Regions from separate parts of the Homo sapiens genome. Here region 2 is linked to region 1. Evidence: chromatin loops called from intact Hi-C (ENCODE). Cell type or tissue: OCI-LY7. All regions are shown on one strand. Each heading gives the region's core, and the rest is flanking DNA. Links, peaks and the distances in the headings are about the cores only.

What was found. Peaks named below come from ENCODE experiments on the same cell type or tissue, not always from the same donor. Only the 100,000 strongest peaks of a DNase experiment are listed, where the experiment ranks them.
Region 2: it touches region 1 in a loop (5-fold over the local background); 3 of 110 quality-filtered maps call a loop at or near these places.

The regions. Positions count from the first base shown.
Region 1 is chr6:62,768,976-62,784,494 of GRCh38, reverse strand. No RefSeq gene overlaps it. Among named protein-coding and RNA genes, the nearest start is that of FKBP1C, 430 kb to the left of the region's middle. In OCI-LY7, for the core only: CTCF peaks have their summits at 8,643 and 8,867 (motif pointing right); a DNase peak (open chromatin) is centred at 8,874.
Region 2 is chr6:61,799,858-61,815,376 of GRCh38, reverse strand. All of the region lies in intron 6 of KHDRBS2 (KH RNA binding domain containing, signal transduction associated 2), which reads left to right. Among named protein-coding and RNA genes, the nearest start is that of KHDRBS2, 480 kb to the left of the region's middle. In OCI-LY7, for the core only: CTCF peaks have their summits at 5,966 and 6,166 (motif pointing left); no DNase peak of the experiment used is centred there.

The DNA of each region.
Region 1 (15,519 bases), core at 6,128-11,127:
AAAGAAATATCTATGACTGGCCAGTGGCCTGGAAGAATTAGCCAATGACATCATTTTCTGGGGTTGCATTTCTAAGTGAAAGGTGGCATGTATATAATGGCTAGGATATATCATATACAGGATGATGTCTCCAGAGCACTTCTGCCACAACTCTAATACTTGGTTTTACTGTCATCTTCAGCAGTTACTATGACTTTAGAGAGCAACAGTAATACAAAAATAATAACCTGAACAAAGATTTATAATTGTCATTTCCTGTCACTGCCATTTTGAAGAATTGATGTCACAATAAAGAATGAAACATTATCTAAATTACATATTTCTCAGTATAGGCAAATATATAATAATCACAGATATTGATTGGGTGCCTAACACCAATATTATGATTATTAATGGAAACTTTTTATGTAAACTCAGTAAACAGTTTGAAAAGAAAAATGAAGGATTTTAACATTCAATTTCTGGTATCATTTATAGCTTGCTCCTAGGTCTATTTTTATGTGATCATCTTTATTTTACCCTTGGTCTAAGAAAAACTTAGAACTTTTCACGCAGAAGGTTTTATATACATAAATGAAATGGCATTTAACATAGTAGCTGCAACATTTTTTTTTCCTGGAAGAAAATTTGTATAAATAAGTAGAATAAACCATTTGGTTAACCTCCGTGAAAATCATAGCTACTCTAGGAATGTTCACTGGGCACAATGGTGCCAGAAAAACAAGTTGTTTGCACAAAAGTGTGACAGCATCATCCAATTCTCTGTAACAGAGCAAACCATTTGCTTTCAAGCAAATATTGAATAAAGAGAATGTCGAATTTTCCATTTGAGGCATAAAGGTTTTAAAGTTACAACAAATTATTCCATATCAAGATAGAATTTTAACATTTCTCCCTAATTTGTATATGTAAAAAGATTTTTGGAATATACCTGACAAAATATGGCTTAAAAAGTGAAGAATTCATTACTTGAAAAAAGTGTCAATTTAGAGACATCATACATTAATATTTTTGTGTATTTTAGGTTTGTTTTCTGTATTTTTATCTTATTAACCTCCACTGGTTTTCTCCTCATTTCTTTCATTTAACAAAATATTTTGAGAGCCTAGAACTAAGGTAATATTGTTGAAGAAGATATATAAAACCACGGTGTACTGGATATTATTGCTGTGTAATAAATGACACCCAAACCTAGCAGCTTAGCACACATTTATCATTTTGTTGTTTCTGTGTGTCAGGAATCTGGACATGGCCTAGGTAAGTGCCTGTTACAGTTCTGTCATATGATTGCAGTCAAGCTATGGGCTGGGGCTGTCGTTTCTTCTGAAGGCTCAACTTCAGGAAAGACTCATTTCCAGGTTCACCATATGTTTGTTGCCAGGTCTTAATTCCTGACCTAGTGGGCTTCTTTAGTACCTGGAGTTTCCCAGGGCAGGTGACCCAAGAGAGAGGGAGAGAGATTTAAATGTACCTATGAGAGAAGGCACAGTTTTCTGGTAACCCAATCAATGGGGTGACATTCTATATAACTTTTATTGTTTTCTGTTATTTGAAACAGGTTCTTAAACCCAGAGACCACAGTAAGGGCAAGGTACTACATAAGGGCATGAATATCAACAGGCAGGGATCACTCACAGCCATTTTCAAGACTGCCTGACTATAACGAGCTTATCCAGTAGATATTTTCAGCTTTAGGTTCCTTGGTACTTAAATTACCATGCACATAGGATAATATTAATAAGCAAATTAATGAACATAACATATATATAATATATATAAATAAGTAAATTAATGAACACATATATTATATATAATACAATATATTCTATATTGTATTATATATACATATATTATATATATTATATTGTATTATATATACATATATATTATATATTGTATTATATATAATATGTATTATATATATTGTATTATATATACATATATTATATATTATATATTGTATTATATATACATATATATTATATATTGTATTATATATAATATATTATATATTATATATTGTATTATATATACATATATATTATATATTGTATTATATATAATATATTACATATTATATATTGTATTATATATACATATATTATATATTGTATTATGTATACATATATTATATATTGTATTACATATACATATATTATATATTATATATTGTATTACATATACATATATTATATATTATATATTGTATTACATATACATATATTATATATTATATATTGTACTACATATACATATATTATATATTATATATTGTATTATATATATATTATATATTATATATTGTGTTATATATACATATATTATATATTATATATTGTGTTATATATACATATATTATATATTATATATTGTGTTATATATACATATATTATATATTATATATTGTGTTATATATACATATATTATATATTATATATTGTGTTATATATACATATATTATATATTATATAATGTGTTATATATACATATATTATATATTATATAATGTGTTATATATACATATATTATATATTATATATTGTGTTATATATACATATATTATATATTATATATTGTGTTATATATACATATATTATATATTATATATTGTATTATATATACATATATTATATATTATATATTGTATTATATACATATATTATATATTATATATTGTATTATATATACATACATTATACATGATATATTATATATATTATATATATAAAATATATATTATATAATATATTATATAATATATATAATAATATATAATTATTATATATTATATATTATATATTATACATTGTATTATATATAATATAATATATTATATATTACATATTTATATATTATATATACTTATATATTTATATAATAATAAATTAAAATATAATATATCTATGTATTTTGTCCAGATCTCTCAGGGATGAACAAATAAATATTTTGTACTGCACCATTTTAAAAAAGTAAGCATTAAATATGTCTTAAGAGATTTATTTCTTGCAATATCATATGCAAAATTCCTTATCATATTTCCATTTCCAAGTCTTGCTTGGGGTTCAAATGTCACACTGCACTAGCTACATGGAAGAGAAAGGAGAGGAGTACTACACAGAGTGCTTTAGGAAAAAAATTTGTTCTCTTTCATTTGTGTTGAAGCTTTCTATTCTATTCTACTATGATTGATGTTAGAGAATATTAGTTTGTCTTCATGCTCCTGATATTTTTCTTCCTTCCATGGAACACAATAATCACTCCAGTGTCAGTTTATTATCTTGGTATTTTGGGAAAAATGGGTTTTGTAAATGGAAGGAAGTTGGGTAGGTGTGTTAAGAGGATATGTTGGGGTTAGGACTGATACTAATTCCTCTTCTGTGTGGAAGGTCATGGACTTACAGTGTGATATGTATTGACTAAAAAAGTAAAGGAAAGTGGTATTTTTGCACATTCTGAGCTTGTGGTTTAATATTCATACTCACGATACAGGCTTAAACCTGGCCCCCTTAGCTTTCCAAGAATGGGACTACAACATAAGCAAGAGAAAATTCTAGACATTGGTTGTATAACATGAGCTACCTTGGAAGAATGGAAAGTTTCAGCTACAAAAATAGTTGAAAAACATAAAGTTGCCTTTTCCAGTTCTCTTTTTTATAAAACTGCCCTTCCTTCTAATAAAATTCCACTTCTTTATTATAATAAGTAGTATGCTATGTATGTGACTTGAGGATAATAATTATGTTATATGAAGAAAATACATGTTGCTTTCTTCTAGAAATTAATTGAATATAAACGTCAAGCAAGGGTTTTTTTTTCACATAATTACAACAATTGCATTTTTTTATGGTTCCACAGTAACCCAATAATTTTAAGTGCTGTATTTACTTAAAAATCTCTCCTACTCCTGAGCATTTTAGGTTATGCGATTTATTTTGAAAGAGCTGACTGATGCATAAGAAAGGTTAAGTGTGGGTTTGCATGGTGGGGAGATATCAATCTTTAGAATTTTTTTAGAACAATTCAAATGTCATAAGTTTCTGCTGATGAGTGTTCATTTCCTCAAATAATTTTTCTGTGACTATGTGGATTTAATTTACCTGATACATTTCTTTGATGAACTCAAAAGAGTATAAGTTAAGGAGATGAGACATGAAATCTCAAGCAAAAAGAAAATAAAAATACTGTAGGTTTCTTCTTCATATCCAATCTAAATTTAGGTGAAATTTGTCAGTTGGAGGTTAAAAAATAATTAGGTATTACAATAAAAACAGATATATATATCAAAGGCAAAAATTTGAAAACAGATCTCCACAAGGTTTCCAGAAAAAGCTACTTAAACTTAGTTAAGCATGAAACAAGCACATGTCCAAAGATAAGAAGGTCTTAGCTGTTATAAGACTTTGTCCAACCAAGGACTGTGCAATGGAGATTCTGTTTTGAATGTATAAGTGTAATTAAAGGAATGACAAATATTATTAATTCTGTTCACTTTTTCCTAATTGTGAAAATGGCTAATTCAAAATATTAGAAAAATACCATTTAATAAAATCAAAATTACAAATATGATTTTGAAAAATTCAAATCAAATTATAAAACATACAATGTACAACACATAACACTTGCTCACTAGGTAGTCCTCAAGAACCAGACACATACCACATTCTCTTTGTATTCCCTGCATAAAGTAAATACAGGACATACAACAAGCATCAGATAAATATTTAGTGAGATCAAGAATAAGATGGCATCGAGAAGATCCAAAGATGTATAAATTATAGTAGTCACAACTGCCATTTAAGAGATCATTCTGATTACAGTGACTGTGCTCTGCATTTTAGAGGTTTCATCCCATTTCATCATCATCCAAATTAGAGTAGGCATTATTATTCCTATTTTAATAATAGAAAAGCTGAGCCTCAAATAGATAAAGTAACTCAACAGGGTGATATAATAAGTTTAGGGACAAGGATTCAAATGTAGGTATCTGAGTTGAAGCCCGCACACTGGAGTATGCCATGTGGCCCAATACTTAGGGTCCTTATCCTGTAGGCAGCATAGTCTTGCAGATGACCAGTTTTCTCAGTTCTTGTTTCTGGTTTCTAAGTTATGACAAATTTTCTCTATGCAATTTGTTATAACCCTTTACAGGTTTATTAGAAAGCTGAAGGTGGAATATTAAATTATGTCATTATAGTATATAAATAAATCAAACAGATGAATTCAGAATAAATAATACTGAATAGGCAGCAGAAGCAAATTATTTAACCTAGTACAAGAACTTTTGCTATTTAGGAATTTCTTCCCTTCAGTTAGATTTGGTTAAACCAAATTAGAACTAAACTCATTTTGAATTGAGTTTAATCTGCCCCTGAAAAGTTGACATGTATGTGAATAGATAGGCCATGACAAATGGTCAAGAACTAAGTTTCTAGGTACCTATTCCAGACACTAAATCTCATTAACTTGAAAATGTTTGTACGAAAGTGTGGTCCTTGTTTCTGAGTCGCAAATAAAAAATAAAATATAAATGGGAAAAAGCTATAAAAGGATCTTTTAACACAGACATTTATAATTTCAGAATTTAAATTTTAGTTTCATTTTTAAATATTTTTTTGCAAAACATGGTCCTAACACAGGAGTCCTATCACTGTAATTATTAATATAGTACTACAAAAAGAGAATCTTAGAATAGCAAGAGTATTTGTGTGCATAGAACTAATGCCTAATTTCATGGATTGACCTTTTCTTTAAACATTTGTAAAAATTTCCAAAAATCATGTCTTCTTCATTATAAAAATATAAAGACCCCTCTTCTTCATATCATATTTAGCTGAGTTAGTTATGTAAATTGATGAACTCTCAGTTAACTATCTTTGGTTGGCTTAATGAATCCAGTTTATATCAGAAAACATTTAATTAAAACTAATTATAACCACTACAACACTATTACAAAGGTTCTGGGGCAGTCTTATCAGTTTCTTTCTTGAATTATTCCTTGGATTATAAAATAGGAATCCCTCTTAAACATATGCAGATTATCTAAATTTAAACAGATACCTCATAATAAGGTATCTCCACGAGAAGATTGTCCTATATTGGGCCGCACACATTTTTTTAAACCATATTCATTGTCCTTCACGTTAAATATGGGAAAGACAAGGGAAAAGAGATTGAGTTTTTTCTCACCATCTTTTCAAATCCCTTCTTCAAGGAAAATAGTGGACATACTGAGTTAGGTGTATATTATTTCCTCTGCACTGGAAAAAACATTTTTCACAGATGCAAGAAAGGCTTTTTTCTAAAGCTTCACATCCCTGAAACCATATTGAAGCCTAATTTTGGAGCTGCAAAAGTGGGCCTACGATACATTTGGCAGTATTGCCTAAAGCCTATTAACCCTAAAGCATGGGTTCAGGCGACTACATGTCTCCACTTTCCAAACATTCAATAGTCCCCTACTGATAAGATATTTGAAAGAGGGTAATGAAGATTAACTTAATAATAATGACCTGGAGACTAACAGATGCCTGAAGAAGAGGGATTTAAAAAATTATACACAAACATATGTACAGTTTATATTTACTAGACAGAAGAAATAGTCTTAAATACTTATCAGGGTTTTACTCCCTCATTGCCTTTCTCAAATACTAGCAGCCATGGGTTGATTAGGCTACTACTAAGTATGGCTAGAAGTGTTAAACATGAGCATGGACATTTGTTGAAGACTTGTTGCTACTCTGAAGCATTTCTAGAATCTACTTTTTTTAATGAAGAATTATTCAGAATGTGTCTTAAAGACTATCTAAGCCATCATTTATTTGCTTTCAACCATGTACTACTTGTGTGAATAGGGAGGAAAATTGTTCAAAGAACTCCCACTGAAAAGTAGGAAACATCTTCAGGGACCTTGAAATGTCTGTAGCTTTAACTTCGATTTTACTCCAACCATTCTGAAAATGAGTGAACTTCTTAACTGAAAGAAAAGAACATAATAACAATTGTTTATGCTTATCCAGATACACTTTTAACAAAGGGAGAGAGACTCCAAAGTAGTAATTGGCTTACTAAACAGTAATGCTGAGCAATAATTCAGCTTCAAATGCCAGATACAGACTGCTTTTGCTTAAGTCTTGGATTTTTCACTTCTTTGGCTCTGTGCCCTGGTGATTTATTTGATTTATTTTATTGCTATAGCTCAATTTCTCAATTGAATACTTAGTGTGGATTTCCCATGTTTCAGGCTGTTTTAAGCACTTTATCTCAAGTAATTTAATTCACAAAACAATGCTAGAATGTAGGTAGTATCTTTATGCTGGCTTTACAGATAGGAGAACTCAAACTCAGAAGTTGTAAGTAACTTGTGAGAGTCACATAGCTGTGAAATAGGAAAGTAGAGATTCTAACTCAAGAAACCAGGGTGCTAGGGCAAAGCCTGGGATTTTAAAGTTTTCATAGAGTACCTATCAAGCTCTTAACTTGGATCTGACACAAAATGTATGCCCAATTTCCTATAAGGACAATCTTATTTTAAAAAAATTACTCATTTGAAGTACCATAGGCCCCCTTATTCTACATTTTGTTTCAAGATGAAACTGTTACAAACTAACAAAATGGAAAGGGTAATAAAATATCAACAAAAGGTTAGCAGTTTTTTCACTAGATTATGAAGTTTAAAATAGATTAGGAGGGTGGTAATAAAAATGCCCACCAACTATGTCACAATCGTTAAAAAATATTCATGTATAAATCCTGTAACTTGAAAGAGAAAGGGTTGTATGCTGGAAATAAGATGGGCTCTGGTATTAAACCTATTTAGGCTCCAACCTTTTTTTTTTTTTTTCTGAGACAGAGTCTCTCACTGTCGCCAAGGCATGAGTGCAATGGCGCTATCTCTGCTTACTGCAACCTCAGCCTCCCGGGTTCAAGCGATTCTGATTCTCCTGCCTCAGCCTCCCAAGTAGCTGAAATTCCAGGCTCCTGCCACTACACCTGGCTATTTTTTGTAGTTTTAGTAGAGATGGGGTTTCACTATGTTGGCCAGGCTGGTCTCAAACTCCTGACCTCGTGATCCGCCCTCCTCGGCCTCCCAAAGTGTTGGGATTACAGGCGTGAGCCACCGTGCCCAGCCTAGGCTCCAATCTTAATTTACTAGTTGTGTGACTTGGGAAAGTTATGCAGTCTACATGAGACTTGGTTTCATCATCTGAAAAATGGGATTAATAACACTTAACTAATGGACAGATTAAGTGAACTAATGCTTAGTATGGAAGATAATGTGTACAGAATGGATCCTAAGTATGTCCTAAAAGGCAGAGAAATATACACACTAGCAGGGCCATACATTTTAATAAACACAAAGTGAACTTTACGATCTGTGTTGCAATGTTTAATTTGAAAGGCAAAATGAAAAGCAAAAAAAGAATCATCACATGGAAGCCCTGTATATCTCTTCCTAAATTCTTTTTGGAGTTTTCCTTGTTTCATTTCCGCTTTCATCATTTGTCATCTTTCCAGTTCTTTTATCCCCTCTTTAAATGTAATTAGGACACCACAGAGCTTGGACTACATAGCTGTGGAGTTAATTTGATTGCTGCTCACATAGGCCTACTGGAGTTCACTCACCGCACCTCCAACTGGTAGCAAAATGCCCACTGCAAGCTAAGAGGCCCTTAGTGGTTTCCAGGAAAGATAGAGATTTTCAATAACAACTTCCTTAATATAGCTCAATTGCTAAGATATTTTAATGGAGAAACGATCTCAGTTATATCTATCTTCAAATTTGTTGCACAGATAATTTTTCCTTATTTACTTTCTTGACTGCTTGTCTTCTACCAAATTAATGAGAGTTTTCAGGTGTTAACCACCAGAGGGAGCCATGCAATGTTATCAATATATTTCAAACTTCTTTATGCTGACAGGGAAAATGGAATCAGTTAAATGTTTTATTTACAGTACTATATAGTTCTATATCCAAAATAAAGTCGCTGCTAATTTATTTCAAACACCAAATGCACGCAAAATTGAACAATTAACATGAAGTCTTTTTATTGTTCCCTGTTTACCATTTCATTCAAAAGAGAAAGTCCCCTAAGGTACTATTTTGTGCTTGAATAAATGAAATATTTCTGGAAAGAAGAAAGATACAAGAGAATATTACTTTCCATTTATAAATTCAGTGAAAAAAACATTCACACGTAAGAGAATAAACTCTAATGAAAGGGAACCTAGGATGACTGTTAGCAGGAAGTCAGATATTTATGTATGTCCTGTTAGAGCAAAGTCATATTATAAGAAATAGAAGGTGGTTCGCTACCATTATTTACAGCGTCTATGAAAGAAGGGAGATTGGGCAGATATAAAGCCACTTAGGGACGCATTCTATGTTTTTATGAGGGAGGAAAAGAGGATACATAACTCTCTCCCAGCCCCCTATCTCTACCTTATGCTCTCTATCATCTAAACTTTCCCCTTCCTCTCACCTTGCACAGAAACACTTCAGGGATGTTGTATAGAAAGGTCTGATGCTTTTCTTTGCCATCGACATATAACACCAAAAAGTATGTGAACAGGCAGATGCATCCATGTAAACTCCTTTTTTCTGTCACTCACAAAATGCTCTTTGACTCCCTGAGTTGAAGCTTAGACCTAATAATTGTGAAACTTGTATAATGGAATGCATCTGTCAGTCACCCCATAGGCTCCTGAAGCAATGCATCCCTTCAATTCTTTTCTGCCAGCAGTAAGAAAGTCATAGATGGAGGACTATATTTTTCTGTTTACAGAGCTCTTATCATTATGAAGAATTGAAGACAATTTGGAATAATTTAACACATAAATATAAATTTTCATATTTATTAAAAACAATGTTTTGGCGGGGCGTGGTGGCTCACGCCTGCAATCCCAGCACTTTGGTAGGCTGAGGCCGGCGGATCACGAGGTCAGGAGATGGAGACCATCCTGGCTAACACGGTGAAACCCCGTCTCTACTAAAAAAATACAGAAAAATTAGCCGGCTGTGGTGGCAGGCGCCTGTAGTCCCAGCTACTCGGGAGGCTGAGGCAGGAGAATGGCGTGAACCCAGGAGGTGGAGCTTGCAGTGAGCTGAGATTGCGCCACTGCACTCCAGCCTGGGTGACAGAGCGAGACTCCATCTCAAAAAATATATATATAAATAAATAAATAAATAAATTAATTAATAATGTTTTAACCAAAAATAGATGTTTTTCTTAAAAGTGAACTGAATGGAAATTGCATTATCAAAATTAAGGGAACATCTTATATGGACTATGCAAGCATTATCTCACTAAAGAGGAATACATAATTTAAACAATTATTTTTGGAATGTTAACTCAACAGCAGAGAAAATATATTTAGAGTACTCTCATCTTGTTTGGCAGGGGTGGAGCATTATTTAATCTAAATATCTTCTCCTGGACTAAGTATACAAGTTTAATTATTAATATTATAAGCTCTACTGATTACTTAAGTCTGTAGTTACAAGTGAATCACAATATTGTATCTTATAAAACCTTCCAAGCTGATCATCCTTCAGTTTAATTCATGAATAATTAGCTGACACTCATAAGTAAAATAAAATGCAACTTATACTCATAAGTAAAATAAAATGCAACAAGAAAATCAGTTTCTGTTTTCTAAAATAAGTAGAACAGTATATAAGTTTTGTTTTCTCTCTCAGGTAAAGTAAGAAATGAAGGGCATAACAGTTAAAAGGGGATTCTCTATTTCTCTTTAGGGGTATCTGTATAGCTATGGTAGCTATTTGTGTTCTCTTGCATAGAAATTATAAAAATAGCTTTTATTATTGAGATCAATTTGGAAGACATTATTTACATCCAAACTTGTGAAATTTCCTCTTTCCATAAAAAAGTCATTTTGGTTAAATATTCGTCAAAGTTATCTTTTCCTAACCTGCCTGGTATTAGTTCTGTTACCCCTCATTTGAAAAAAAAACAAAAAAAAAAAAACAAAAACAGAGATTGTATTGTGTTAAAAACAACTTGTGGTTGGTGTTGACTTGTGGAACAACAACTTGTGGAAGGCGTCAGCACACCTTCCACTCCGGATAAGACAATATAAATAAAATACATACATTTAATAGTTCTTTTCCCCAGTTGGAATAATTTTTTAAAATCTTATTTTTTTTCACTTAGGATTTGTTATTACACTTCATTTCTTTTATCTTTTATATTTATTTTGAATGAGAACATATACCATTCTTTCCTTGTTCTTTTATCTGAGGAGCAGATTGTCACATACTTGTTTTGGAGGAAAGGATACAAAGAGATTACTTTGGGGAATAATTAGATATCAGAGACAACAAAGACAGGCTCTTTGACAAGAAAGTCTACATATTTTTTAAAACAGCCCATTTTTATAAACTCAGTAAGTAAAAGTTTATGAAGTATCATCTTAGATTAGATTTCAAAACTTAAAGGCTCATCTCCCTCCCTGATAGATATTTTAAATGTTGTTTAGATTTCAACAGCTCAACAATTTTGGCTATGAGGAAAATGCATATATTAAGGTTACAGTTCTCCTTTATAAATTAGTGGAAAACACTGAGTTAGAAAATTAACATAGAAAGTCAGAATTACCTGAAAAATTATAACTGAAAAATATCCCTGTCTGTTTTGGAAGTCTGTCATTGTTTTCTAAATCCAATTCATAGCTTCCAAAGGAATTCAAATGCAGTTTTGGAGATGAGAAAAAATGCTTTCATATAAACCTGAACCCTGATATTCAATGAGATGGAGATGTAGTAGTCAGATTATATACATATTCAGTACTAATAAATATGTGGGACATAGGTTTCTATTAATATAAAAAACTATCTCTTTTTATTAATATTATTTTTAATTGATAAATCATAATTGCATGCATTTATGAGGTGTAATGTGGTATGTTGAATTTGTATATAATGTGCAATGATTATCAACAGATGACTGGATTTAAAAATGTCATATACACATATATGTATACAATGGAATACTATTCCACTTTACAAAAGAAGAAAATCCTGTCATCTCTGACAACATGAATGAACCTAGGGGACATTATGCTAAGTGAAACAAGCCAGGCGCAGAAAGACAAATACGTCATGATCTCACTTATATGTGGACTCTAATAAAGTCAAACTCATGGAAGTAGAGAATAGAACAGTGATTACCAGAGACTGGGGATGGAGGAGAGTGAAGGATTGAGGAAATATTGTTCAAAGGGTATAGATTTCCAATTAGATAATTATTTTCTCAAAAGCATTATTGATAGGTGATTTTCAGGTTACATGTAGGCTAAAGGGAAAAGTGAATAGGTGGGGCAAGTAAAATTTCAGTGAATTTTGCATTGACAGGGAGTTGGCACTGGTTGGAATCTTGTTATAGATGAACAATAGATCAAATAATCTAAATTGAGTGTCCTAAATGGTGTGACTAGTAGTAGCTTGATGTCAGACAGAATAAGATAGGGAAAAGTGAGTATTTCTTTAGGAATGTAGCAGAGAATTCATGTCCAGATAATCAATACCTCATAGAGCATCTATCTATCTATCTATCTATCTATCTATCTATCTATCTATCTATTATTTATATATATGAAAGACTTAGCAAAAAGTCTGACACACACTGAGTTATAAATATTAAAAGAAAAGTAATAAAATACAAGTATTTTTATCATGGGTATTATTATTATTATTTAAAAAGACAGGGTCTCTATTTCTGTCACCCAGCCTGGATTGCAGTGGCATGATCATAGCTCACCATAACCTCAAACTGCTGAGCTCAAGCAATCCTCCCACCTCATCCTCCTGAGTAACTGGGACTACATGCATGCACCACCATGCCCAACTAATTTTACTTTATTTTATTTTTGTAGAAACAGGGTCTTGCCATCTTGCCCAGGCTGGTCTTGAATTCCTAGGTTCAAGCAATCCTCCTGCCTCAGCCTCCCAAAGGACTGAGATCACAGTTGTGAGCCACCATGCCTGGCCTATTATGGAAATTATTCAATGGTAAGTTCAAAACTAAATATAGAAGGCCAAAGTAACTTCCTGCTAGAGAATAAATGCTTTGTTAACTGTTCAAGTACTGGGGAATAAAGAATAAAGAGGCAAAGTTTAGGTTTAGGTACTAACTCTGAAACTTACTAGATCTATGGTTGGTCATTAATTTGCAAAAATTCTCTGAACCTCACGTTCTTCATTTGTGAAATGTATATAGAATTTCACAAAACAATTTGCAAAGAATGTAACTTATTGTGAGAACTCAATGACATATCATTTGTGGAAGGCCTCAGTACAAGTTAAAGCTCTGTACAAATAATATTCTTCATTTTTATAACTACACAAAAATGCCATCTTGACATAAATTAGCTGATATACGCACTGTGGTCCTTTTCTGACAGTCTTGAAAATCTGTTGTTCAACATGGTCAGGATCATATCCATTTTTTATTCTTTCCTTCATTCCATGTAAGGCCATATGAATCCATAAAAAGGCCAAGTAAGTAATTTCACACTTACAACATTTCTTTGTGTTGCTATAAAAATATGGCACCATCTGAAGAGAAGAAATGAGAAAAGTGGAGATTCTTCTTATGGAAATAATATTGTAACGTTTTACGAAAAATGTACTTCTTAACAATTGCCTGCATTGTTTATTTCAATCATGATTCCTATCAGAAATACCTTACCTTTAATTCCTCCTTGATATCACTGATTTAAAACCTGCCTTATTAGTTCTCTGCCATCTTCCTCTTTAAGTGCAATTAAATATACAGGGTATGTTAGCGAACACTATCTTCAGTTATCTTCGAGATGTTTTCTCTATGGTTTATTCCTGGGGAAGGATATCACATCTGTCTTAGTTAGCTTGGACTGCCATAACAAAACACCACAAACTGAGTGACTTAGACAACAGAAATTTACTTTTCACAGTTCTGAAGTCTGGAAGTCTGGGATGAGGGTGCCAGTGTGCTTGGGTTCTGATGAGAGCTCTTTCTGGCTTGCAGATGGACACCTTCTTGCTGTATCCTCACATGGTGGAGAGAGAATGAGCAAGTTGTCTTGTGTCTCTTCTTATAAGGAAAGTAATCCTATCATGTAGGTCCCCTACTCATGACCTCATCTAAACCTGATTACCTTCCAAAGGTCCCATCTCCAAATATAAGCACATAGAAGGTTAGGTCTTCAACATGTGAATTTGAGGGTACATAATTCAGTCAACAGCATTCTGGTACTGGGCTCCAAATTCATGTCCTTCTCACATGCAAAGTCTATTAATTCCACCACGACATCACTAAAACTCTTGACTTGTTTCAGCATCAGCTCTAACATCTAAAGTCCAAAGATTCATCCAAATATCATCTAAATCAGACATGAATGAGACTCAAGGTAAATTCATTCTGAGGCAAAATTTCTCTCCAGCTGTGAACCTATGAAACCAGACAAATTATGTGCTCCCCAACTTCAATGGTAGGAGAGGCATAGAGTAGACATTTCCATTCCAAATGGGAGAAATATGGAAGAAGGGAGAGGTGACAGGTCTCAAGCAAACCCAAAATTTAGTAAGGCAAGTTTCATTAGCTCTTAAGGTTGCATAATACCCTTCTTTGGTTAGATGCTGTGCACTGCAGGCCAAATAGGGTGGCATCCTTATCCCCTTGGCTCTTCTGAGGCAGACCCACACCTTAGCCTTGGTGGGAGAGCTCCATCCACAGCATTGGTCCTGCTCTTTTAAAACCAAGATGGAGGATGAAGCCTTGCTCCTGGGGTCTGTATACTCTGGCTTGTGGTGAAATTGGTAGTCGTGATGATTTCTAAATGACCATTGGGGTACTACTTCCTTTGACTGAATTCAATCCATAGTACTGTATTCCATACCTTCTTCTCCTGATCACAACTCCTTGCTTCAGATCAGTATCTGGGTTAAAATTTTTATTAAATTTCTTATTAAAATATTTTTTATTCTTTTAGGAATGTGCCATATTATCACTGTTAAAAATGCTCTTTGTTCTAATCAAGGACTCGTGAAGAATCTATGAAAGAAGTTAACTATGAATGACCTCTACCCACCTCTAGGGAAAGCAAGTCATGCCAACCTACAACAAGATGATGTGGTAGGTTTTTTTAAATTAAAATACAAATATGATTTTTAGAGAGATTAAATATATGTTGTATAGTATAAGCAATATAACATGATCACCATACTATGGTATATATTGTTTCAGTTGTAACGTTAATCCGAAGTCTAAATTTTTTTTAATTGATGCTTTGTAATCCCAGTAGTGGTTTGGGGTTGCTGGGTCATATGATAGCTCTATTTTTAATTTTTTGAGGAAATTCCATAGCATTTTCCATAATGGCTGAACTAATTTACAGTCCCACCAACAGTGTGCAAGTGTTTCCTTTTCTCCACATCCTCATCAACACTTGTTTTCTTTTTTTCCTATGGTAATAGCCATTCTAACTGGAGTAAGGTATTATCTGATTGTAGTTTTGATTTGC
Region 2 (15,519 bases), core at 4,253-9,252, 970 kb after region 1:
TTTCCTGCTGTCAACCATGGTCTGAGAATATTAAATGGAAAATTTCAGAAATAAAAAATTTGTTAAGTTTTAAATTGTATGCCATTCCAAGTAGTGTGATTCCTTCCCACTCTGTTCCTCCTGGGACATGAATCATCCCTTCGTCTAGCATATACATGCTGTATATGCCACATGCTTGCTACTGTAAAGGAAAAAACATAGTTAGGTTTTCCCCCTGTATCCATGGGTTTTGCATCCATGGATTCAACCAACCTGGGGTGGAAAATATTTGAAAAAAAAAAATGAGTGGTTGTGCCTGTACTAAACATGTACAGACTATTGTCGTTATTTCCTAAACAATGCAGTATAACTACTATTTACCTAGCATTTACATTATAGTAGGTATTACAAGTAATCCAGAGATGTTTTAAAGCTTACAAGAGGAAGTGTGTAGGTTATATACAAATACTTTACCATTTTATATAAGGAACTTGAGCTTTTGTGCTCAAGTTTAGTTAACCTGCAGAGTCCTTAAACCAATCCCCAAAAGATGCTGAGGAACAACTGTATAAATAGCTTTCAGTACTATCCACAGGTTCAGACATCTGCTGGGGATCTTGGATCATATCCCCAGCAGATAAGGGGAGACTACTGTATTTTCACTGTGTTATTTATGCCCACCCCTGACCACACTCATTTGAACCCAAACAAACCCATACAATTCTAAACTTTGGGTAAAGTGAAACCATATTAACACTATATATAGTTTTTTGTTTGTTTGTTTTTGTTTTTTGAGATGGAGTCTCAGTCTGTCACCAGGCTGGAGTGCCATGGTGCGATCTCGGCTGACTGCAACCTCCAACTCCCTGGTCAAGCGATTCACCTGCCTCAGCATCCCAAGTAGCTGGGATTACAGGCACGCAGCACCACACCAAGCTTATTTTTGTATTTTTAGTAGAGACAGGATTTCACCATGTTAGCCAGGATGGTCTCGATCTCCTGACCTCATGATCCACCCTCCTCGGCCTCCCAAACTGGGATTTCAGGCACGAGCCACCGCTCCCGGCCACATATAGTTTTTAATGTAACTAATTAGTTCTTAGATTGGGGTGTGTTCATTTATTTTAATTTCAGTCATAATGAATTATAACATAATACTAAAATAGAAGAGAGCAGCAGCTCAAAGTTCTGATGCTTATTCAATAAGTAAACACCATTCCATCCTGAAGAATTCACTTGATATCTGTTTGCTACAGGATTCAAAGAATCATAGAATCACTCATTTGAGTGGACTTAAAAGTCAGCTAGTATAAATTTTCAGCCACAGCTTCATAAATAAATGAATAAATATGTTGCTTTATTTCATTAATCTAATTGGAGTTCAACCAGACTTAACCCAGGACGAAGCTTTTTTTACTGGCATGGAGGTGGGAGTGGGACTGAGTTGTTCATCAGGATTCTGAACAATAATAAGAGGTAAGTAAAAGCAGGGAGTAATAATGGAGGCAAAGTGCCTAGTGTGTGTCATACTACTACTTCTATGCACTGGAAGGTCACCAAGGAGGAAAAATACTTTTTCTTTGTTATAATTAACCACTATCTAGTTTATTCCAGACAATGAGTTAATTTCATTTAACTCTTATGGGATTTCACTATATTAATATTGATAAAGTAAAAGCAGTTCTGCTAGTAGAACTGAGCAGGGAGCTGATAATTCAAATGGAAACTACACTATGCAAGACTGTACTATAATTTATAAAACAGAAGAACTATACCAAGTAATGACATGCATGACTATCTATCCTGCAAATGACATGCAAAAACTATCTAAACGCATACTCTTCTAATATTAGCTTACTTAAATCTATATACACCATCTCAAAACCACAGACAATAGTAACTCCTCACAGATTAATGTGGTTCCAGAAATTCCTAGGTTTGCAAATCCTGCCTGATCCCTACCAATTCAATGGTCTCCCTGGTGATGTGGTCTCCTTGCAGTAGCATGCTATTAAACCTAGTTTAACAAACTATATAGTTGGGTTCCAATGGCCTTTAGTAGTATAATATCAAGAATAATTCTGAACACAGTATTGTCACATTACAGCAAAAAAGATGGTCTTCCATCAGAGTAGTCTATGCCTCATTAACTGAACCAACTCTAACTTTCTCATCTTGGATCATCTTTCTTTTCCTCCTGTATGTCATTTTCATAATACCAGAATACTTTTTCCATTCTAATTCCTGTATATGTTCTTATATTTGATTTTCTTAAAATTGTTACTTTCATTTTCTTTTCCATTACATTTTAATAATACATATAATTTACATATACACATTTACTTTGCACATTACATATAATGGTAGAAGCAAAATCTTTTTATTTGTTGCAAACTATGTTAGATTTTGAGAGGCTTCCAAAATAAAATAATAAGTGTCTTCAAGTAACTTAAATTATCATGATCTTAACATACATGTGAAAAGACAACTATATACATATAAATGTGAAAATACGCCGAGGCCAAGGTACAAATGTGAAAATGTACTGAGGCCAAAGGTATTAGAAAAATATATAAATGAGTATATCTCAACTCTCAGACTATGGTTTATTATCAATATTTTTTGTTTTTGTTTCCTTGTAAGGAATGTTACCACATTAAATATGTATTTATTCTGTTTTACAGAGTAGTGGTTTGTTTTATATTTTATCCTTTTATTGCCAAAGTTGACTATGTGAAATGTATTATGAATCTTTCTGATGTTACAGTTTCCTTAATATGAAATTCAAAGGTATTAGCCATTAAAAGTTATAAACTAGCTGATTAATGGCTCTTATTTTTCATTATAATATACGATGCATTTATACTAATTATTTTACTTACCTTTGACTTTGGTTCACTTATTTAATATTTATAAGTTTTAGTTTCCTCCTGGGTTGTTGGAAAGATTAAAACAGATGATTCACTTAAAGCTCCTCATGAAAGGTCTGGCATTTAATAAGCATTGTCTTTGGAGTTATTATTTATCACACATTTATTGAGCACCTACCATGTGACAAGCACTCTTCACAGTACTAGGAAGTTAAAGAGGTATAGTACACTTTTTATTAATGAACATTTCAAGGTTTAATTATCTGGAGAATGCAAAATCACATGGGTTATTTTAAAGAGTGCTGAAAGGCTGTCTTGTCTCGATGGTTGGAAGTAGATAAGAGAAGGATGGTGAAGGTAAGTGAAATTAGTCACTGTGGTTATAAAGGAAGGTAAATTTTAAAATTAGCAGGGCACCCACTAGTATCAACATAGAATAAAAAGAAAATGTATACAGAATCCTGAAAGATACAAAGATCTTTTCCATATGCTATAAGATAAAGATATGAACTTCATTAACTTTTTACAATAATAATTAAAGAAGATAATTTTAATGGAAAAGATATAAAGTCTGTGCTATAGGCATTTTCTTCTAGAAACTAGACAACTTTTGATTAAATCACACTGGAACTGGAATAAGTGTAAACCGAATTGTACATGAAGAAACATCAGATTTTATCGTGGGCTGACTATAAGTCTCAAAGGAGTAAAAGAAGGAATTTTGTGACATTTAGGTATCTGATTTGGTAATATGTAAAAGCCAACTATAAAAATGTTAAATGTGTTTAATCTTGGGAATAAAAAAAATCAAGAAGAGAGGAACAAGATTGAGCAAATGATATTGAAGCTGAGATATCAAGAAACATGTTGGTTCACTCACACGGTCAGACTGTCTATTAGAAAGTCAAAAATAACAGATGTTGGCAAAGCTGCAGAGCAAAAGGAACACTTATATACTGTTGGTAAGAATGAAAATTAGTTCAGCCACTGTGGAAAGCAGTTTGGAATTTTCTCAAAGAACTTAAAATAGAAGTACCATTGGGCCCAGCAATTCTATTACTGGATATATACCCAAAGGAAAATAAATCATTCTACCTGAGAGACACATGGACTTGGATGTTCATCGCAGCACTATTCACAATAGCAAAGACATGGAATAAACCTAGGTGCCCATCAGTGGTGGATTGGATAAAGTAAATGTGGTACATATACATCATGGAATGCTATGTGGTCATAAAAAGGACCATGTTTTTCGCAGCAACATAAATGCATCTGGAGGTCATTATCCTAAGCAAATTAATGCAAAAACAGGAAACCAAATATCACATGTCCTCACTTATAAGTGAAAGCTAAATCTTGAGTATATAAGGGCATAAAGATGGAAACAATAGACATTGGAGACTCCAAAAAAGGGAAGGAGGGGGAAAGGGCTGAAACACTTGTTATTGGGTACTATGTTCACTATCTTGAGTGACAGGATAAATAGAAGCCCAAGCCTCAGTATCATACAATATACCCCTGTAACAAACATGAGTATGTACCTCCCTGAATCTAAAATAAAAATGGAAATTCTAACTTAAAAAATAATAATAAAATAAAATGGTTTTCCATGGGGAGGAATAGGACTAGGGAGTAAGAACAAAAATGCATTTAAAAAACACATTAGTCCTAAATCTCCCTTTCCTTTGTACCCCCAAAAGAGCCCACTCATTCATTGATCTTTAGATCACAGTGCATTATTTTACTCTATTCTTATTTATTAAAGATGTAGCTTATTTTATTCAATTCTCAGTCCCTCTCTAAATATTCTATAAGAGTTTTGTACCTGAAGTCAGTATTTTTGCTGTCTTTATTTTCTTTTTAAATGTGTAATAAGCAGTACATATTTGATAATCTATCCAAAGTCTCTTATGTATGGCAGTATTAGTATTTTTTTTCATTCTAATATACATTTTTATTAAATTTTTACATTATTTACAAATTTGTAGGCTTCATTATAATAACAAAGCATTTATTATTTATTAGAATATACAAGTATGTTGTGACCTGATGGCTGGAAAATGCTGCTCTGGAGAAATTAACACTGGCTAGGCAGTTGAGAAGAGGTGTAGGAAGCCCAAGGCTTATATACATACAACAAGGCCCTGTAAGTATGATTGCTCTGCCACTCCATTCTGGCCTGCTATTGAATTGGTCATCTCTCAACACCACACATCAACCTCGGGCCTGACCTCAGCAATGTCACTTGATCATGTCCCTTCAGGGCATAGTCTAAAGGCTGCTGGGCTAGTTAGTAACCTGACCTCGCTCTCAGTATTCTGGAGTGATCAATATTACCATACAGAGGCCATTGCAGGACACTCACTGGTGACCCACTGGCTGGTATCACAGTCACACTGAGAAACCAAGGTACGGATGGAGAATGCTGTACCTCAAAGCCATTTGCCTCCTAGAAGTGTCCAATTCAGTGATTCTGGATCTTATCTGTCATAGTCTACCTTATTTAAGACCCTGTGGGACCTCCAGTTTCTCAATCCTTGCTCCTGTAGTATTCTTTTCAACATCAATTTTCTTGAGATACTGCTAAAAGCGATATATTTTTCTCTTATACTTTACAAAAATTGTCTTTACATTATGAATCTTCACAATGATGAAACTAAAAATATTCAGTGACTGGTGCTCCAGAATTTCCCGCATGATTTATACAGCTAAATCCTTGCTACAGTATAAAAACTGCAATATTTATTCATAGCCTTGAAGTTATTGAAAAGAAGAGGTTGTCAGGTAGGGTCTTGATCAGAATGTGTCTAAGAAGCTCCATCACATTTGTCAGATAAGTTTTTGAGGTTGCCATTTTCTGGGCACAGCAGTTTAACCTGACATTGGTTTGCAAAGCTTAATAAAAAGATTTTGCAAACCACATTAGTTCAAGTATCAATAAAACATTGGCTTTAGGTTTTTTTTATTGATTTGACATCAGCTCAGAAGAAGGCAGGAGTATGAAGGTCAATTTTTTTCTTAAGGTATTTTGTAGAGACCTGTTCTGATAACAGCTCAGATATTACAATAGCTAAGCATTTCAGGCTTGTGTGCAGTAATATCCTTTTGCATGAAAAGTTGCCCAAGTTTCTAGCTAACCAAATGTCAAAGCATGTACTTGGGCTGTAAACTAATTCGTAGCAAAACTCATTAAGAATTCTGGTTGCAGTAATAGCTTTTCTTCTATTGCCATTGCCTTTAATGAGAAGCAGAACAACAGAAGCCACATTACTGGTCTGACAATTTGTTCTATTGATTTTTTATGCCTGCTCTGCTGCCATCTACAGGAAGGAACTACAAAACATTAGACTGGTATTAGTAAATTTGACTTCTGCAAATATAGTAAAAAGAGGCTAGTGCTTAGATGTGATACCATTGCATGACAGTTTACCTTCTTTTTTTTTTCCCAGTGGAGTTCACTGGCTAAAACATAGATAAGGAATACATATTCAGAAAATCATTATTATAGACAATTTTTATTTCAATCATGGAAATAAAGAAATAGATATTGCGTTTAACAAATTTTCTAAACACATTTTATGCCAAATTTAATTGAATTTCATTTAACATTCTACTTTTTTCTTCCCTTTATTCCTTTTATATAATTATTTGTATTTTGTTTTAATTCATGTAAAAATCAAGAAAGAAAAAAAGAAAATTTGAATTTAATTTAAAAAAAAGTAAAGATACATGAAATATCAATACAGATGTATTTTTTACATTCCTGTAATCTTTTATCTCATTTCAAATCCTAAAATGTTCAATTTTTCATTTAGTTACAATTGCAGTCATTGAAATACAGAAATGAAGACTGTAATCCAAATCTAACCTAAAACATTCATTTCTCACTTATCTATTTTTTGATGTTTTATCCTTAATGAGCACACACTCCAAAGATATGACTCTGGCAGTAGCCATTTTAGAGTTATATTTAGGAGAAAATTGATCATCTCACTGAGAAATCACATTTACCCTTGATCAATACTTCTTCAGAAACCTAATGCTAAAACTCAGTTTCATTGTAATTACACTGACTTCTAGTAATAAATGTATTTAATGGAACTAGAACTAGAATTCTGGATATAGTTTCATGTTTATAACCTAACATATAAAATATAAGTTTTATGTTTTCTTTTAGGGCACATTTGAATACTCCAACTTCATATTAATGGATTAGTATCAATTTCTACATATCTCTAGTGGACATACATAGGAACTGGGTACTGAATGTGATTGTCCCTTGAAAATGAATTCTACTTTCAAATATTTAAGATTAATCAGTTTCATAGATTTAAACTACTAGTAGTGGTTGAGCTTACACCCCCACATATTACTTGACTTTATATATTTAAAATCATTTTAAATAAAGCTTAAATAAGTAAATAGGTTTGCCAGTGGAAACATTACTTCTCAAATAAGATGCCCATTGAGCAATAAGATGGAGCTTACTGGGTGAACATCCAAGCAGTTGCTTTAAGTGACTGAAAAAGTATTTAATTTGTTCTTCAGATCTCTCCGTAACATGACACTTGATTTAATATTGTTATCCAGTGTGAGTCTTATGGCTGGATTGTTACAATCTCCGTATGTAACACACTGAGTATGTAACAGAGTCAGGTTACATACTGCCATATGATTTCTTTATTATTATTATTTTTATTTTAACTTTTAGGTTCAGGGGTACATGTGCAGCTTTGTTACATAGATAAACTGTGTGCCATGAGGGTTTAGTGTACAGATAATTTAGTCACCCAGTTAATAAGTATAATATCCAATAGTTAAATTTTTTTCTGATCCTCTCCCTCCTCCCACCCTCAACCTTCAAGGAGGCCCTAGTGTCTGTTGTTCCCCTCCTAGTGTCCATGTGATTTTGTTGTTTGTCTCCCACTTGTGAGACACATGTGGTATTTGGATTTCTGTTTCTGAATTAGTTCTGCTTAGGATAATAGCGCCCAGCTCCATCTATGTTGCCGCAAAGGACATGATCTCATTCTTTTTATGGATGCATAGTATTCCATGATGTATATGTACCACATTTTCTTATCCAGTCCACCATTAATGGACATTTAGGTTGAGTCCATGTCTTTGCTATTGTGAGTAGTGCTACAATGAACATACCTGTGCATACGTCTTTATGGTATAATGATTTATATTCCTTTGGGTATATACCCAATAATGGGATTGCTGGGCCAAATGGTAATTCTTTAAGTTCCTTGAGGAATTTCCACACTGCTTTCCACGATGGCTTAACTAATTTGTACTCCCACCAGCAGTGTATAAGCATTCCCTTTCTCCACAACCTCACCTGCCTCTATGATTTTTTGACTTTTTAGTAATAGCCATTCTGACTTAGGTGAGATGGTATCTCACTGTGGTTTTGATTTGCATTTTGCTAATGATCAGCGATCTTGAGCATTATTTCCTATGCTTATTGGCCATCTGTATGTCTTCTGTGGCTTCTTATTCACAAAGTAAAATATGTTTCATCACAAGAAGGGGATATTTCAAGGTAATGTAGACTTTTCATCCTAAAAAAAATGATTTGACATAATTAAAGACAGTGAGTACAATATAAGCTTAATTTAGCTACCACACAATGTATATATACATGTATCAAAACTTTATGTTGTACATCATTAATATATACAATTTTTATTTAATTACAAAATAAAAATTAAAAATTGAAAAATAAGTTACAGCTTGTAAAATTTAGCCAGTATCTATAGAAATTAGGCCTTTTTTTTGAAATAATAGAAGGCAAAACAAAACTAGTAACTAGATTACATCAACATTTAAAATTCAAATGTGATAATATCATAATAAGAATATTTCTATTTGGGAAATTTGGGAAATCAGACCCGTATACCAATATAATAACATAATTAAAACACATTTTTAAAAAGTAATTATATTGCTTCATTTTAAATGAAGTCCACTTATCTCCTATATAATGGGTGTTCAAATCATCCATTTGCATTTGGGAATGGCTTGGCAAAGCAATTTTGATTCAAATCCTTCACGTGGTTGAAGTCAAATTGTGACTGGTGCTGAAATAGTGGGGATTCTGTAGCAACTGGTAGCTTCCTGGGCATCTCTCCATTTTTATGTATTCTCAGGACCTCACTACGTAGCCCTTTCCTATGGGCTGCTTTGGGCTTTTTCATGCCATAGTGGTCCCAAGGATATCAGGCTGCTTTTATGGCAGCTCAGGCTGCAAGTATGAGTACCCCAACAGAGAATCAGGTGAAGGCTGTATCATCTTTTATGATCTAGACTTGAAACTTTCAATGTCATTTCCAGCTTCGTCCCAGACCTTATCATATTTAAGAAAAAGGAGAATGTAGACCACACTTCTTGAGGAAATGTGTCATGATCACATTGTAAGAAAAATGAGTTGGATATGAAATATTGTTGTAAATATCTTTGGAAAATAAAATTTGCCACAGCATCAGTGAATAGACCATAGACTCTGAAGCCTATCTTCCTGGGTTCATATCCCACCTCTACCACTAATTACTTGTGTGACTGTGTACAAATTATTTATCCATACTGCCTCTATGTTCCTCTCTCTGAAACAGCAATATAGTGTTTACTACCTGATATGGTATGGCTCTGTGTCCGTACCAAATCTCATCTCTAATTGTAATCTGAGTTGTAATCCCCGCATTTTGGGCGAGGGACCTCATAGGAGGTGATTAGATCATAGAGGTTGTTCCCACATGTTGTTCTCATGATAGTGTGTGAGTTCTCTTGAGATCTGATGGTTTTATAAGGGACTTTAGCCCCCTTCACTCTGCACTTCTCTCTCCTGCTCCCCTGTGAAGAGGTGCCTACTGCCATGATTATAAATTTCCTGAGGCCTCCCAATCATGCAGAACTGTGAGTCAATTAAGTCTCTTTCTACATAAATTACCCAGTCTTAGGTGTTCCTTCATGTCAGCATGAAGGCAGACTAATACAGTAAATTGGTACCACATAGAGTAGGGTGCTGCTATAAAGATATCTGGAAATGTGGAAGTGACTTTGGAGCTGAGTAACAGGCAGAGGTTGGAACCATTGGTAGGTCTCAGAAAAAGACAGGAAGATGTGGGAAAGTTTGGAACTTCCTGGTGACTTATTGAATGGCTTTGACAAAAATGCTGATAGTGATATGAACAATGAAATTTAGGCTGAGGTGGTCTCAGATGGAGATGAGGAACTTGGGGACTGGAATAAACGTGATTCTAGCTATGCTTTAGCAGAAATTGGTGGCATTTTGTCCCTGCCCTAATGATCTATGGAGCTTTGAGCTTTAGAGAGAAGATTTAGGGTATCTGGAGGAAAAAATTTCTAAGCAGCAAAGCATTCAGGATGTGACCTGGGTGCTGTTAAAAGCATTCAGTTTTATGTATTCACAAAGAGATGGTTTGGAATCGGAACTTATGTTTAAAAGGGAGCAAAGCATAAAAGTTTGGAAAATGTGCAGCCTGATGATGCAATAGAAAAGAAAAATCCATTTTCTGAGGAGAAATTTAAGGCAGCTTCAGAAATTTGTATATGGGATGAGGAGCCAAATGTTAATCACCAAGACAATAGGGAAAATGTCTCCAGGGCATGTCAGAGGCCTTCGTGGCAGTTCTTCCCATCACAGGCCCAGAGGCCTAAGACGAAACAAATGGTTTAGTGGGCCAGGCCCAGGGTCTTGCTTCTTTGTGCAGTCTTAGGACTTGGTACCCTGCATCCCAGCCATGGCTAAAAGGGGCCAACGTACAGGTCAGACTGTTGCTTCAGAGGGTGCAAGCCATAAGCTTTGGAAGCTTACATGTGTGGGGACTGCAGGTCTACAGAAATCAAGAATTAAGGTTTGGGAACCTCCACCTACATTTCAGAGGATGTATGGAAATGCTTGGATATTCAGGCAGAAGTTTGCTGCCGGGGAAGAGCCCTGATGTAGAACCTCTGCTAAGGCAGTGCAGAAGGGAGAGGTGGGGTTGGGGCCCCCACTGGTACATTGCTTAGTGGAGCTGTGAGAAGAAGGCGACTGTCCTCAGGACCCCAGAATGGTAGATCCACCAATAGCTTGCATCATGTGCCTAGAAAATCCACAGACATTCAATGCCAGCCCATGAACACAGCTGGGAGGGGGGTTGTACCCTGCAAAGCCACAGGGATGGGGCTGTCCAAGGCCATGGGAACCTACCTCTTGCATCATCGTGATCTGGATGTGAGACATGAAGTCAAAAGAGATTATTTTGGAGCTTTAAGATTTAATTACTGCCTTGTTGGATTTCAGACTTGCAAGGGGCCGGTAGTCCCTTCGTTTTGGCCAATTTCCCCCATTCCCTAGGAAGTAACTAACTTGCTTTTGATTTTGTAGACTCGTAGGTGGCAGGGACTTGCCTTGTCTGAAATGAGACTATGGACTTGGACTTTTGGGTTAATCTTGAAATGAATTATGACTTTGGGGGGCTATTGGGAAGGCATAATTGTATTTGGAAATGTGAGGAAGATGAGATTTGGGAGGGGCAAGGGGCACAAATGATATGGTCTGGCTCTGTGTACCCACTCAAATCTCATCTTGAATTGTAATCTCCATATGTTGGGGTAGGGACCTCATGGGAGGTGATTAGATCATGGACCTGATACCCCTATGCTGTTCTTGTGATGGTGAGTGAGTTCGCACAAGATCTGATGGTTTTATAAGGGGATTTTCACCACTTCACTCTGCACTTCTCTCTCCTGCCACCCTGTGAAGAAGTGCCATTTGCCATGATTGTAAGTTTCCTGAGGCCTCCACAGTCATGCAGAACTGTGAGTTAAACCTTTTTCTTCATAAATTACCCAGTCTTGAGCATTTCTTCATGGCATAAGTAATGAGGATCCAAATGTTAATTACCAAGACAATGGGGAAAATGTCTCCAGGGCGTGAGAATGGACCAATACACTGCCCAATAGTATTATTTTGAAGATTAAATGAGATAATATGTGTAAAAATGCCATGAACAATTCCTGGCATATAGTACGTACAATTTAGTGTTGGCTGGTATTATTATGAAGCTTGAAAGTATACAAATATATAAGAGTTCATGTGCTTCTCAGTAATACGTAATTTTTTCAACACACAGCTGCAGGGTCAGCAGGCTTTTAATACCTTTTCTTCAAAGGATGCCCATAACCATTCAGTCCCTCTCTGAACAGTGTGCTGGGAATCACCTTGATTCTTACACTTCTTAATAATCATTGTTTCCATAGGCAACAGTACTGCCTGCAAAGTAATTGTGTCTTTGAGTCTGAAACCAATTGACAAATTGTTTTGTTCCCAGTTCACAGTTACTCAAACAACTACTAAAGAATTGATTATGAGGAGTAGGAGGAAGCAAGGCATCATGATTTAGTCTGTGACTCAGAAAATACATTTTGAATCTGTGAAAACAAAGTCAAGATTTAAACTAAATCCATGTGGTTGTCAAAATGCTTAGGCCAATAAACCTTCCTTATTTTCCTGCTTTTATCCCCATAAATTTTCAAGATAATTGCCTTAAATCTTTCTATCTGCTCTTTATTAGGATGTGGAGAGCCATTAACTGTGCTACCTCTTTTACTCATGGCTGTTTCATTCTGGGATGGGAAGGATGGAGACATGAATGTAGTGCTCCTTAAGTTTCTCCTCTGTGACCCTTTCAGGCCTTAGCTAAGATGAGAGATTTGCCGACAAGTAGATGAAAACAAAGCATTTGTGAGGCCTGAGGCCACAAACTGTACCCAGAGAAATGTGTAAAATTATAAGAAAAATACTGAAGAAAAGAAATTTGTAACTCCCTACCTTAACCCTAATGAACTTGGGAGCATTTTCTAAATATTGCCTTAGGTACTTAGGGACATGGGAGCCATTTCAAGCTTCTGTGTCTCTGTTTGAAACTAGAATTTAGGAGAAAATAATATATAACTTATTGTGTACAGATTAGGAGGCAAGAGTCCTTAGTTCTAACATCAAAAGTAAAACTGCCATAATATGAAAACATTATCTTCACAATAGTGCTGTGTTTTGCATTGTCAGCCCTACTGATGTATGGTAAATATGAGCAAAAGCCCTTAAGATTCACTTTCCTTATTTAAAATAATGTTACCAATTTATATGATTGAGAGCATTACATCAGTTTTCTATTGTTGCATGCCAAATTACCACAGTCAGTAGATCAAAATAATATTGACTTATTATCACACATTTCTGTAAGTCAGAAGTCCAGTCAGACTTAACTGATTTTTCTGTTAGGGTTTCACAAGCCTAAAATCAAAGTGTTAGTCAGGCTGTGGGCAGGAGCTCAGCATCCCCTTTCAAGCTCATGTGGTCATGAATTCATTTTCTTAGTTCAGTTGATTCTAAGGCCCCCTGACTTTCCATTTCCTTGCTGGTTGTCAGCCAGGGGTCGCTCTCAAATCCTACAGTCTACCTATTTTCTTCTCATGTGACCCTTTCCATCTTTAAAGCCACCAATAATGCATTGATCCTTCCCATGCTCTGGATCTGTCTGACTCCAGTGTCTCTGACCCAGATTTAAAGGATTCATATGATCAGTTCAGACCTACCTAGATAATCCTCTATCTTAAGGTCAACTGAATTGAGGTCTTAATTACATCTGTAAAATCCTTTCACAGCAGTAGCAAGATTAGTATTTGATTGAATAACTAAGAGAAGTTTTACGTCCAGAAATGGCCAGAAATATTGAGGGCTGTCTTAATATTATCCCTATTATGAGAATGAAATGGGACAAAGACCATAAGGCTATAAAGCCATTGTAACAAACCTCCTGGAATATATAAACACTCAGGAAGTTTTTGTTTGCTATCATCATCATCACCAATGTCATTATAATTACCATCATCAATAGAAGATAGGGAGCAGCGGCACCTTCAGTCTGCTTTGGCTGAAATGCAACAAAATTGAATAAGACAAATGAGCTATTCATCAGTGTTCTTTCTTTATCAAATATAATTCCTATAAATTATCAGTTTAAGTAGAGATATATGGAAGCAGATACAAATCCAATGCACATTTTCTTAAATTTTACTTAATCATTAATGCTCAGCTTAAGTGCAAGCACCTTCTCTAGAAAGCTCTAACTCATACTACTTTTCTTTTTTCCTTAATTAGGGAATTCTTGTATGCTTTTAGCACCATTTTATTTCACTATATTCTGTTCTCCAAGTAGTATTTAGACTCCTTAAGGATAGAAATCAATGTCTATAATTCCTAGGATATGACCTGGCAAAATAAAAGTGCTCTGGAATTATTTGTTAAATAAAAAAAAATCAGTGGAAATGTGAGAAAATATATGTTTTCATATATTATGTTACCTAAAACTAAAGCAAAGAATGAAAACTATTGATGTAGTGTAATGTACAAAATATGTTGATGAATTAGAATTTGGGTAGAAATTATAATAACTGTTGTTATTGCTCCTGTTATCATCCTTAGACAGGTGCAAATGCAGGCATGTATTTGGCCTAAAGGAAATCCAGTATATGCACCCAGGATGTCCTGCCAGGCAGGCGACTGGGCTATGGCAACACAGCATCTAGGAACTGATAATATTTAGATACCCATGAAAGCAGTCCACATTAGGAAGGAGGGCCTTAGTCATAGGTGTTTGGAAGCTGTCCAGGTGTGAGAGACTGACAAGAACAAGATGTTGTCCCAATCCTAAAAAGAGAGGAAACTAACAAATAGATTCCAGCAAAGGTAGAACAAGTTAAAAATAAACTTCCATAGCAGGATATGGGAATGCAATTCTTAGGTCAGAAATAAGGGTGGACACATGAAGGCTATGTCCCCTGCCTGCAAGTAGAATAGACCCCATATCTGGAGAAGGACATAGATTCAGCTGTTAAGTTGAAAAAAGTCCAGAGTCAGGAAGATCCTAAAAACAAGACATCAGAGTTAAGATTTCCCCCCATTAGTATATATAAAAGAAAGTAAATGAACTGTTGTACTACACAACTATGTCCCAGTATAGATCCAGGTTAATTTTGGACATGATAACTCTGAGACACAAGAAATATTTTTGCTTTGCAGTTTGTGTGGAAGAACTTGGAGAACCAAGACATAAATGCAGACAGGAGCATTTATGATCACCTCACTAAAGCTCCTCATATTAATGATGACAGGAACTGCCATTCAAATATATTTTTAGACTGGACCACCTGACTTTCTATTCTAACAATACACTATGTAGCAATGTGAAGTTTTATCCATATAGGATTTGAATAACAAAAATATAAAATTTAGTTCTTAATCATTCCCTTTGAAAAAGTTTTACACCCAGATTAATTAGGGATCAAGAACTATGATTCTTAGCTTAAAGGTTAGGGAAACTCCTAGACACTAGAACAAGTCCAAGTGGTGGTATTACAATTCAGAATTAAATTTTACCATGTATACAAAATGCTGTAGCAATAATACTTATAGGCATATTATAGAATAAATCTTGTTACTTAAAAATGTGTGTATATACACTTATACAAACATATAATGTGTATATATGAATACTAGCATATATATAACTTAGATATCATGTGTTTTGATGCATACACATGCATACACATGAACTTACTACTTCATCACTTTTATACATAATACTTAAAACTAATGTTT